2 separate regions of the Homo sapiens genome follow, and region 2 is linked to region 1. Evidence: chromatin loops called from intact Hi-C (ENCODE). Cell type or tissue: psoas muscle. All regions are shown on one strand. Each heading gives the region's core, and the rest is flanking DNA. Links, peaks and the distances in the headings are about the cores only.

Evidence for each region. A loop is a pair of places that touch in the nucleus more often than their neighbours do. Peaks named below come from ENCODE experiments on the same cell type or tissue, not always from the same donor. Only the 100,000 strongest peaks of a DNase experiment are listed, where the experiment ranks them.
Region 2: it touches region 1 in a loop (9-fold over the local background); 1 of 110 quality-filtered maps calls a loop at or near these places.

The regions. Positions count from the first base shown.
Region 1 is chr10:89,661,495-89,666,881 of GRCh38, reverse strand. No RefSeq gene overlaps it. Among named protein-coding and RNA genes, the nearest start is that of PANK1, 19 kb to the right of the region's middle. In psoas muscle, for the core only: no CTCF peak of the experiment used is centred there; a DNase peak (open chromatin) is centred at 2,501; H3K27ac peaks cover 2,250 bases.
Region 2 is chr10:89,154,511-89,159,897 of GRCh38, reverse strand. No RefSeq gene overlaps it. Among named protein-coding and RNA genes, the nearest start is that of CH25H, 50 kb to the left of the region's middle. In psoas muscle, for the core only: no CTCF peak of the experiment used is centred there; no DNase peak of the experiment used is centred there.

The sequences.
Region 1 (5,387 bases), core at 262-5,261:
AACATTAGATCATGAACATTTTCCCATAGTGTTATGAAGCCTTTATAATAATCATTTTAGAGATCATATGACATTCCCTCTAACTTACCACTTTCCTCCATCTGCTCAGACACCCAAGCCAGAAACCTGAGTTATGCCTAAGTTTCTCCTGCCACTGATTTACTTCAGAACAACATACTCTCTCACCTAGATTACTGCAAATGTTTCCTTACTGGTGCCCTTGCTTTTTGGTGGTCTTCTATCAATCTGTCAAACAGCATGCAGCAGCTACACATCATATAGCAGCCAGGCCTAAAACATGTTTCTTCAATGACTCCCAACCAACTACCCATTAGAGGCCAAACCGCTTCTAATGGTTCACACAGCCCTTTGGATATGGGCTCTTGCCTACACTTTCAGTCTCATCACTGTCCTCTGCATTCCCTCCCCAGTGTATATTTCTTGTGTTCCCTGAAAAGCACACAGTGTAGTGTATTCTCTGCCCAGAATAACTCTCCCACTCCTCCTTCTGCTATTTAGTTGGCAAACTCCTACTTACCCTTTAACATTTAGTGTAAACATCACCTCCTATGGGAAGCATCTCCTCTCCTCCACAGAAAAAGGGAGGTGCTCCCACATCCACACTCCTAGATACCTTTGTACATGTCTCCATTTTGTTCTGTACTTCCCATGCATGCTCCATGCTTATCTTTCTCACCAGAGTAGAAATTATGGTCTATTCAACTTGTTATTTCCAGCACTTCAGCATCTGGCACATAGTAGGTCCCAGTAAATGTTATTTCAATAATTTAATGACTACCACTAATTCAGCATTGTTTTCTAGCCACTGTTCACATTGCTTTTCACAGATTATCTCACTTAGTCTTCTAAACAATCCCATAAGGTAGATACTGTTATCATCACTATTTTAAAGATGAGGAAACTGAGGCACAGATTAGGTAACTTGCCCCAAATCATTGCACAGCTAGGAAGTGAGTGGCACAACCAGGATGTGAACTCATGCAGGGTGATTCTAACACTGGAGTTCATGTTCATAATCACTACACTACATAAAAAAACTTGAATGTATAACCCATTATCTTATTGCCTAATACATAAGCTACTTGTACTCTCTCTCTCTTTCTCTCTCTCTCTCCTCCCAGCCACCCCACTTTTCTTCTTTTGAATTTTTTTGAATTTGGCTTAAGATAAATTCCCAGGAGTAGAGCTTAAAGAGGTATTTACAAGATGAGGACATTTTTCTGGATCTTCATAGGTCCAATGAGAACTTTACTTAACAAAATGTAGTGCATGCCAAAGAAGGGAAAGTTTCAAGGCCATCACCCATCCCAGGCTGATATGGTATGATCGGGCAAGTTGGATCAAGAACTCTGAAGACAGCTGCAGAACTAGTGCAAGAAGGTACAGACTGCTGTGAACTAGGCTTGGCCAGCAGTTGGCGTAGCTTCACAATACAGCTTTTAATCTAATTTTAGGATGAAAGAATGGAAAGCCCTTCTATGTTGCTGCTTCTTAAAAATCCCCAAATATTAATTTAGTGGCTAAACTGCAGCACCAGTTTTCACAGTAACATTTTTTATGCCATAAAATAGGTTAATCTAAACAGTATGACTATACATTTTTGAAGCCGCCCACCATGTAATTCTGGCTATCCTGAAATTGCTATGCTACGAGGAAGCCCAAGCTACCTGAGCAGAGATACCATGTGGAGAGAATGATAACCAGCTAGCCTGAGCTGCCCAGCCATTTCAACCTAGATGCCAGGCATGGAAATCATGAAGCCACCTTGTACATTTCAGCTTCAGTAGCTATGACGTGAAGAAAACTGTGAAACCTAACTGATAGCCAGAATTAAGGCCTCCGTATTTGCCTTAGTTCATTCGGAGTGCTATAACAAAATACCATAGATTGGGTGGCTTAAAAGCTCACAGTTCCAGAGGCTGAAAGTCGAAGATCAGGTTGCCAGCATAATCAGGTTTTGATGACAGCCCTCTTCTTTCTAAGCTGCAGATTGCTGACTTCTCCCTGTGTCCTCACATGGTGGAAGGAGCAGGATCTCTCTGGGGTTTCTTCTATAAGGACACTAATCCCATTCACAAGGGCTCTACCCTTATGACCTAATCACCTCCCAAATGCTCTATATCCTAATACCATTACGCTGGGGGTTAGGATTTCAACATGAGAATATTGGGGGGCACATTCAAACCATAGCAGATATGTGGTCCCAGTTAAACCATTCCAACCATTTATATCCTTTTGAGCCATCTCAGTCATCCCAGTCATCATGGAACAGACATGGGCTATTCCTTCTGAGCCCTGTTTGAATTCCAGACCCATAAAGTAGGGAGTGTAATAAACGTTGTTTAATGCCACTAAGAAATAAAATAAGTTCTTCTCCTACCCTAGCAACATAATTTGTTACTATGTTACAAAACAGTTGCTCACCAGTGGCATTGACTTTGATGCAGTCACGTGTATGACCTCTCCAGAGCCGCAGCAAGGATGGCAGCTGAAGGCTTATCCTGGCAGAGTTTTCTTCAGCTGCTTCAACCCAGAGGACCACAAGTGATCTATGAAAGCTGGTGTTTCTCCAACTGCCAGAGGGTGCTCTAGCTATTCAGGATGTTTGCCTGATACCCCCAACTACCAGCCTGTCTGGGATGGTGATGAGAGCTCTGGCTCTAATAGTAGCTTAATCTGGGTTCAAATCCCAGCTCTACCACCTAAATTAGTTGCATGATTCCAGGCAGCTTAGTGAACTTGGGGTACCTGAATTTTGTCATCTTTAAAATGAGGATAACAACATCTAACATTGTAAGTTTGTAATTAGGATTAAATGAGCCTTACTTACTTAGCATTTTAAAATAATGATAGAGTGCCTGTAGTCCCAGCCACCTGACATGCTGAGGCAGGAGGATCTCTTGGGCCCAGGAGTTCGAGGCTGCAGTGGCACCACTGCACCCCAGTGTGAGCAACAGAGTGAGACCCTGTCTCTAAAAAAAAAATAAAAATAATGATAGCTAATGTTTACTGAGTATCTCACGAATGACTTTATATTCCTTATCACTATCATCAATACAATATTATGCTGATGGCTTCCAAATGTATACTGATTGTTCAGGCCTCTCATAATCTCCAGTTTCACATAATTAATTGTCTAATTGACATAGTCACTGGGATATCCAATTGACACTTGATGGTTACCTTTTCTATTTTGTTGCTAAAACCTGAAAACAAGAAATCATCCTTGACTTTTCCGTTTTCTTAATCTTCCACGTTCATTTAATAATTTGTTAATTTTACTTTCAAAATAGATTTCAAAACTGTTCACTTCTGTGCATCTCCCATCATCTCTCCTCTGAACAGCTGCCTCCTCTCTGGTCTCTCTATGCTTTCCCTTTAGCCCCTGCCCCAGTCCATTCTCTATGGAGCAGCCAGAGTTATTTTTCTAAACATAAATAAATCAATTCCTGTCATCTGTCTACTTCATAACTGTCAGCAGTTTCTTGTAACGCTTTGGATAAAATCCAAACTGCTTACCATGGACCACAATGTCCCAAGCCTTCAAGCCTCTGCCTATGCCTTAACCTGATCTCACCCCACTCATCTTCCTCATGATGCTCCAGTCACATGGGCCTTCTGCACGTTCCCAGTTCATTCCTATCCCTTTTGACTGTGGTGTCATCTAGCTTACTCTTCACCTCGATAGCTCCTTTTCATATTTTGGATCTTAGCTCTATCACTTATGAACAGCCTTACCTGCAAATAAACCCCATCTAAGAGTGGCTTAAACACAGGAAAGTTTGTCTGTCTCTTATAAAATTTCCAGAAGTAGGCATCCTAGGGCTGGCACAGCAGCTCCATGAGACCATAGGGACTTAGCTTCTTCCCACCTTTCAGTTCTATCATCCTTCAGGTATTGACCTCATGTCGTAGTCTGTTTTCTGCTGGTATAACAGACTACCACAGACTGGGTAATTTATAAAGTAAGGAAATTTATTTCTCACAGTTACAGAGGCTAGGAATTCCAAGAGCATACACCAGCATCTGGTGAGGGCCTTTGTGCTGTGTCATAACATGGCAGAAGGGCAAATGAGCACATGAGACAGAGCACGAGGGGTGGACTCCCTTTTATGACAACCCTCTGTCATAACTAAGCTACTTCCATGATAATATTAATCCATTCATGAGAGCAGTAGGCCCCATCTCCCAACACTGTTGCATTGGGGATTAAGATTTCAACACATAAACTTTTAGGGGATGCAGTCAACTCATATAGCCTCATATGCCTGACTTCATACTTGCTGCCTTATGATCACAAGACAGCTACTGCACTGTTAAAGCAGAAGGGGGAGAGCAGAGGGATAAAACCCACTTTTTATTTAACTTTGTATTATGCAGGATTTCAAATATTAAAAAATAGAATAGTATAGAGAGCCCCCCATGGATACACCACACAACTACAATAATTATCAACTTGTGGCCAATCTTGCTTTATCTATTATCCACCCCCACTTGACTCTCCCTCTCTTCTCATTATTATGAAGGAAGATCTAGACATTCTATCATTGTTTTCCAAAGTGTGTCACTACCTATTCTAAAAGATAAAGCTTTCCCTTTTTCAATATACTATTATCACACAAAAAATAGCAATTCCTGGCTGGGCGCAGTGGCTCATGCCTGTAATCCCAGGTGGGAGGCCAAGGTGGGTGGATCACCTGAGGTCAGGAGTTCGACACCAGCCTGGCCAACATGGTGAAACCGCATCTCTACTAAAAATACAGAAATTACCCCGACGTGGTGGTGCATGCCCATAGTCCCAGCTACTTGGGAGGCTGAGGCAGGAGAATCGCTTCAACCCCGGAGGTGGAGGTTGCAGTGAGCCGAGATAAGTGCTACTGCACTCCAGCCTAGGTGAGAGAATGAGACTCTGTCTCAAAAAAAAAAAAAAAAAATAGCAATTTCTTAATATCATCATATTTCCAATTATTCCACAATAATTCAAATTTCTAATTATTCAATAAAAGCAATATTTTTTTTACAGTTTAAAGTATCCAAATACTTGCAAATAAGACACTTGCAATGGACATGTCCTTGAAGTCCCTTTTAATCCACAGGATCCCCCTTCATCTCTTTTCCTTTCCTCTTATTTTTTGAAGAAACTAGGTCATTTGTCCTGTAGAGTTTCCCACAATCTGGATTTTTCTGATTGCATCCCTATGGTGTCCTCTGTGTATCTTGTAAGTTAATAGTTGAATCTACAAGTTTGATTAGATTCAGATGTTTTATTGTTCCTTTTTTCTTCTTGGCAAGACTACTTCATAGGAGGTATTATGTTCTGCTATCCAGAGGTGCCTAATGAGTGGTTGTCTCTCTTTTTGTGACAT
Region 2 (5,387 bases), core at 287-5,286, 510 kb after region 1:
AATGTGACGTGGCTACCAAAATAGCTAATGGTATCATGGGCTACATTAAGACAAATATAGGTTCTAGATATGTGTTTTCAACTTTAGCCACACATTTGAATCACCTGGGAGCTTTAATGAAAGTCAGATTTAATTGGTTTGGGTGGAAACAAGGTATGGGATTTTTCTCTTTTCTTTTCCAAAATGAAGTTGGTAGACCAATAGCAGCCCTTTGTTCCTTGGCTCTCATCTATTACACAGGTCATCTGGGAAACACACAAGCATTATTTAGAATTATAAAACAATTTATAGCATGCTAAAAAAATCACACATTTGAAGGAGGTAGAATGGTAGTGACTAACTGGTCCCATTCTTGCAAGGATTAGGAAAGAAGAACATTTGCATTAGGCAGCTTAGTTCAGATCTCAATTTTGCAACTTACTGGCCAAGTGACCTTGAAAAAGTTATCTACTCTCTCTTAGGTTTATCTTCAACTTTAAGATAAAGTTCACTGTAAAAGCTACTCATGGAGTTGTAAAAGCTAAATAGTATAAATATATTATATATTTTATTATGATATAAAATGTTCTTGGTATATTGCTAGTTTTACTTTTATTAATATTGCTGATATCTTTGGATCCAATTACTTTGATGGAGTCTTTGGTGGATTATAGTCCATGAAAGGTTGAGATCTACCATAGAGTTCATTCTTACCTATTCCTAAATAATTTTGTTTCATTTCCAGTTGGCCTTTCTTTTTTCTTTTTCTTTTCCCTTCTCCTTCACTTCTCTCCTTCTTTCTTTGCCTCCTTCCTTCCCTCCCTTCTTTCTTCCTTCTTTCCTTCCTTCCTCTCTCTTTCTCTCTCTCTCTCTTTCTTTCTTCAAATATCAACTTGTATAAACATCCACATTTTTAAATGTATACATGAAAACTGGCCATAACCATATTATGACATGTATACCCACGGCAGGGGGGGAGTGCATATTTTCTTGAAATCCTCTTCATTTACCTGAAATCCACTGGTTTAAATTATATCAAAATGTTCTTGCAGCAGTCAGTCATTTCTGACTCATCAGTATAACTGAGTCTTTTTTCATTACAGTGGTGTCCACAGTCCTAATGATTTGTTTTCCTTGAAGCCATGAGTCTAAAATCTGTAAGTAATTGGTCTCATTCCTGCTGGAATCAGAAGAGCCAGGTTTAAGAAGTGGAATCCAGATTACTTTCTGTCTAGCTGATCTCCCTGTGTTGTAAAATGTGTGTGGTTTTTTTGGAAAGCAATGAAAACCACACACTATATATTTTCAGTTTTACTGCTTTGAAGGCTCATGAATCAGTTTTCTCATTCTCTTTTTTTCTTCCCTCCAAATAAAATTAAGCTATTTCCCAATAAGTAGGCCCATTTCCCCAAGAGTATTACAAAGTCTAAATGTTGGATATAGCTGTTAAATATGGGAGCTATTAAAGAGAAAGTCAATTTAGTCATGTTAGTATTTGTGATTTTTATAAAACAAAAAAGAATAAAATAGTAAAATACATATATAAAGGATTCTCATGCCAATTATTCTTTCTAGAGTTAATATATGCATTTTCACATTTATTTCCTTAATTAAAATCTTGATTAAATTGTCAATAGGATTTATCTTGAGGTTAGAAATATATGGAGCCCTAGTATCTATTACACTAATTTTGGAATCAAGTCTCAAATAAAAAAAATAGCCAATAAAATGGCTTAGACTTTATCATTGCTTAATTCTAATCTGTTTAAATAAATATTTTTTAAACATAGATTTTTACTATCAAAAGATTCCCTTATTATTGAGTTAATCATTGTTAATTTAAATAAGATCACACTTTTGAACTCTTTGTTTAAAGAAGAAATACAACAATCTTAGATTTAATTTTATTTTTTAAACTTCAAGCAGTGTGGGAGGCAAGGGAATTTCAAACTAAGGTTCTGACTTAAAGAAAACTCAAGGAATTTATTTTTTTTCAGGTGACAGAGATATAAATTTAAATATCACGATCAGGGCATAATATTATTAAATAAGACAACCAATCAAAATTACAGACTCTTTCAGAAGTTATAAGGTTAGTTCCTCAAGACATTGAAACCATCTTGAAGTCTAGTAATTATACAGTACTAATTATCACAGTTAGAGACAGAGAGATGCAGAGAAAAGTGGGGGATTCTAAGATACAAACTTGCAATGCGGGAAAGAAAAGGGCAGAATAGAAGATGAGCAAATGAGCTGGGTGCAGTGGCTCATGCCTGTAATCCCAGCACTTTGGGAGGCTGAAGTGAAAGAGGCATTTGAGGCCAGGAGTTTAAGACCAGCCTGGGTAACAGTGAGACTCTTTCTCTTTAAAAAAAAAAAAAATGAGCCAAGAATGGAGGCAGATGCCAGTAGTCCTGGCTACTTGGGAGGCTGAAGTGGGAAGGCTGCTTGAGGCCAGGAGTTCAAGGTTACAATGAGCCGTGACTGTACCACTGCACTCCAGCCTGCGTGACAGAACAAGACCCTGACTCTATTTATTTTTAAAGAAGAAGTTGAATAAATGAAGCAATGAGTACATGATATTTTGTGTCTACATTTCTGAGTCCCAACTTTTGCAGAAGATCCATGAAATAAAGACATAACTTCCAAGTGATTACAATAATATTCTTAAAAAGTATCAATTTCTACATTTAATAACAAGTATAGAACTACATACTATTTGAGAAAAACTTCTTAAAGATAAGTTTAAGATCATTAATTAATTTGAAAAATTCCATCAAATGATGTTGCAAACTTAGTAACAAAAATGTTAGTATATCACTGGCCAATGTTTTTACTCACTACTAACCTCAAGAGAATGTTTAGGGCTGACCGGTAATCCTTCTATCTTTTCTTTAGTCCAATCATTTGCCAAGTGTCAGAAGTGCCTCTCCTCACTCCTCAAGGTTCAACACCTCCTCCACCCTTCTCATCTCATCTGAGGACCTTTCCTCTTATTTTTCTGAGAAAAGGGAAGCCATATGGACAGACTTTTCCTGTAGTCCCACTATCATACCTCACCGTCTAGACTCTGCTTTTCCTCCTTCTAAGGATGAGTGGCCATGTCCCTACCTAAGCCAGTTCCTCCGTTTGTCTCCTGGATCCCACATCTCTCCCACTCAGAGGCATGGCTCTTGCAATTGTGTCTTCTTACTTCAGTATCACTCATTTTTTCTCCTTTTACAGGATGACTACATTCAGCTTTCAAACATGCTTTAATAACCCCATCTTTAAAAAGTAAGATAGTTTCTTAATTCTTTGCTTCCCCTTATTTCCCCCTATTTCTCTGTTTGTAGCAGAACTCCTTGAATGTGTTGTCTAAACTCACTGTCTCCAGTTCTCCTTCCTTCTACGTTGAATCTATTCAGTGAGGCTACATCACCACTCCTTTGCCAAAACAGTGGTTTTCAAGGTCACTAATAAGCCCTACAAGGATACATTCAATGATTAGTTCTCAGGCCTCAGGTGAGAAGTTGGTAGACCAATTACTTTGTATACTGAAGTAGTAGGTTTATTTTCTTCTTTTGGAAACCTGTTCATCTCGGCTTCCATAACCCACTCTCTCATGGGGTTTTTCCCACCACACTAGCAGCTAGTTTTCATTCTCCTTTTAGTTCCTCATTTTCTCAAACTCGAAACTTTGAAGAACTTAGGAGTTCCATCCTTAAATCTCTTCACTTCTTTATCAACACAGATCTTTTAAGTAAATGCATCTAACGCTGTGGCGGATAACTTCTAAATTTGTATCTCCAACCTGGACCTCTTCTTTGGCTTATACTTGTATATCCAAACACCTAATCAACATCTTCATATTAATGTCCAATGGGCATCTTCCACTATACACATCCAAAATTGGACTCTTCTTTGTTTGCCTTTTTTCAGTCAAGTCTGCACCTTTCCATGGTCAGTTCTGTCTCAGTAAATGTCATCTTCATTTTGCTACTAGCTCAGTTAAAAAAAATCGTTGATGCTTCTCTTTCATTCATAACACGTTAATACATCAGTAAATTCTATCAGCTCTTCTATCAAAAAAATTTATATAATCTAACCACTTTTGGCCCAGAGCCTTACGTCAATAAATACTTGTAAAATATAATTTCTAATTTTTCGGTTCATGTTGGAAATAGTCCTGGCCCTCTATAACAAAGCTGCTGGCATCCATGGATAGAAGATAACATATTCGGTATTTACAGATTATTTTACACAGCATTAGCCCCCAGGAAGAGTGATCAGGCAGAAGATGAGCTAGGTTGTACCCTCTTCCTTCCTGTTTCTCAGTTATTCTTTAATGAGTCTTCTACCTCCGTGTTCCTAGGGTTGCCTCATCCTGCCCCTGACAGTTCAATCGTCTCCATTTCACTCTAATTCATTGTAGAATTTAGTCCGTCCAGGTCCTACACTTCACCCCACCTCCACTTTCTTCTCTTATCAGTGGCCTTTATTCTTCTTCTTTCCTTCTTACATTCTTAGACACAACTGTAAAGTAGATGAAATGCTCTCTTTAGTCCTCTAATTTCTCTCTCTAGGGTAACTCCTTCCCCTCTTTTGGTACCCAGAGACCTGTTGGTCTTTTCCCCTAGAATGGTGAAGACATAATGGTGAAGTCTGTACTGTACTACCTATTAGATGTGTGGGCTTGGGAGTAATTTAACCTCTTTGTGTCTCAGTTTCCTCACCTGTGAAATGGTGATAAAAGTAACACCTACCTCATAAAATGTCAGTACTTTGAATCAGGAATGATTAGGAAAATTTTGTAACGCAATTGAATGAATCATCAACAACATCACACAAGAGATTGTATCGCGTTGCAAATGTCAGGTGTGCAACTAACATGTGATAAGGACTACTGTGAATATATTACATATTAATAATATAACATATCTGGAATTCACATTTTGTTGCACAACCATATGTGAGAAAAGTAGATGTGTCTGAACCTTGTCTAACATTTACTTGAATGCTGGGAGCTATCACACAATATCGTACTCAACTAGTAATTTTACATGAGCAGATATGCATCAGCCTGAACTCTTCAAAATGCCATAAAACACTTCACTTTCTTAACAATGATACACTTACAAGAAGCACAAATATATTCATGAAGACAGTGGGAGAAGCTTTATCCTAATGCTTGCAAACAAAAAAGGAAAGAAAGAAAAGAATCAATTTGGCTGCATGGTGCAAAAGAAAAAAAGACTAACATTTATTGAATAGCTACCAAGTGCCATGGACTGATCTACATGATTTACATTCACTCTCCAGTTCACTCTCAAAACAACCCTAGAGATGGATACTATTTTTTAAAATCCAAAAGATAAGCATTTCATTTTTCTTAGGTTAAAAAGTATTGTATACTACAACTTGATAAC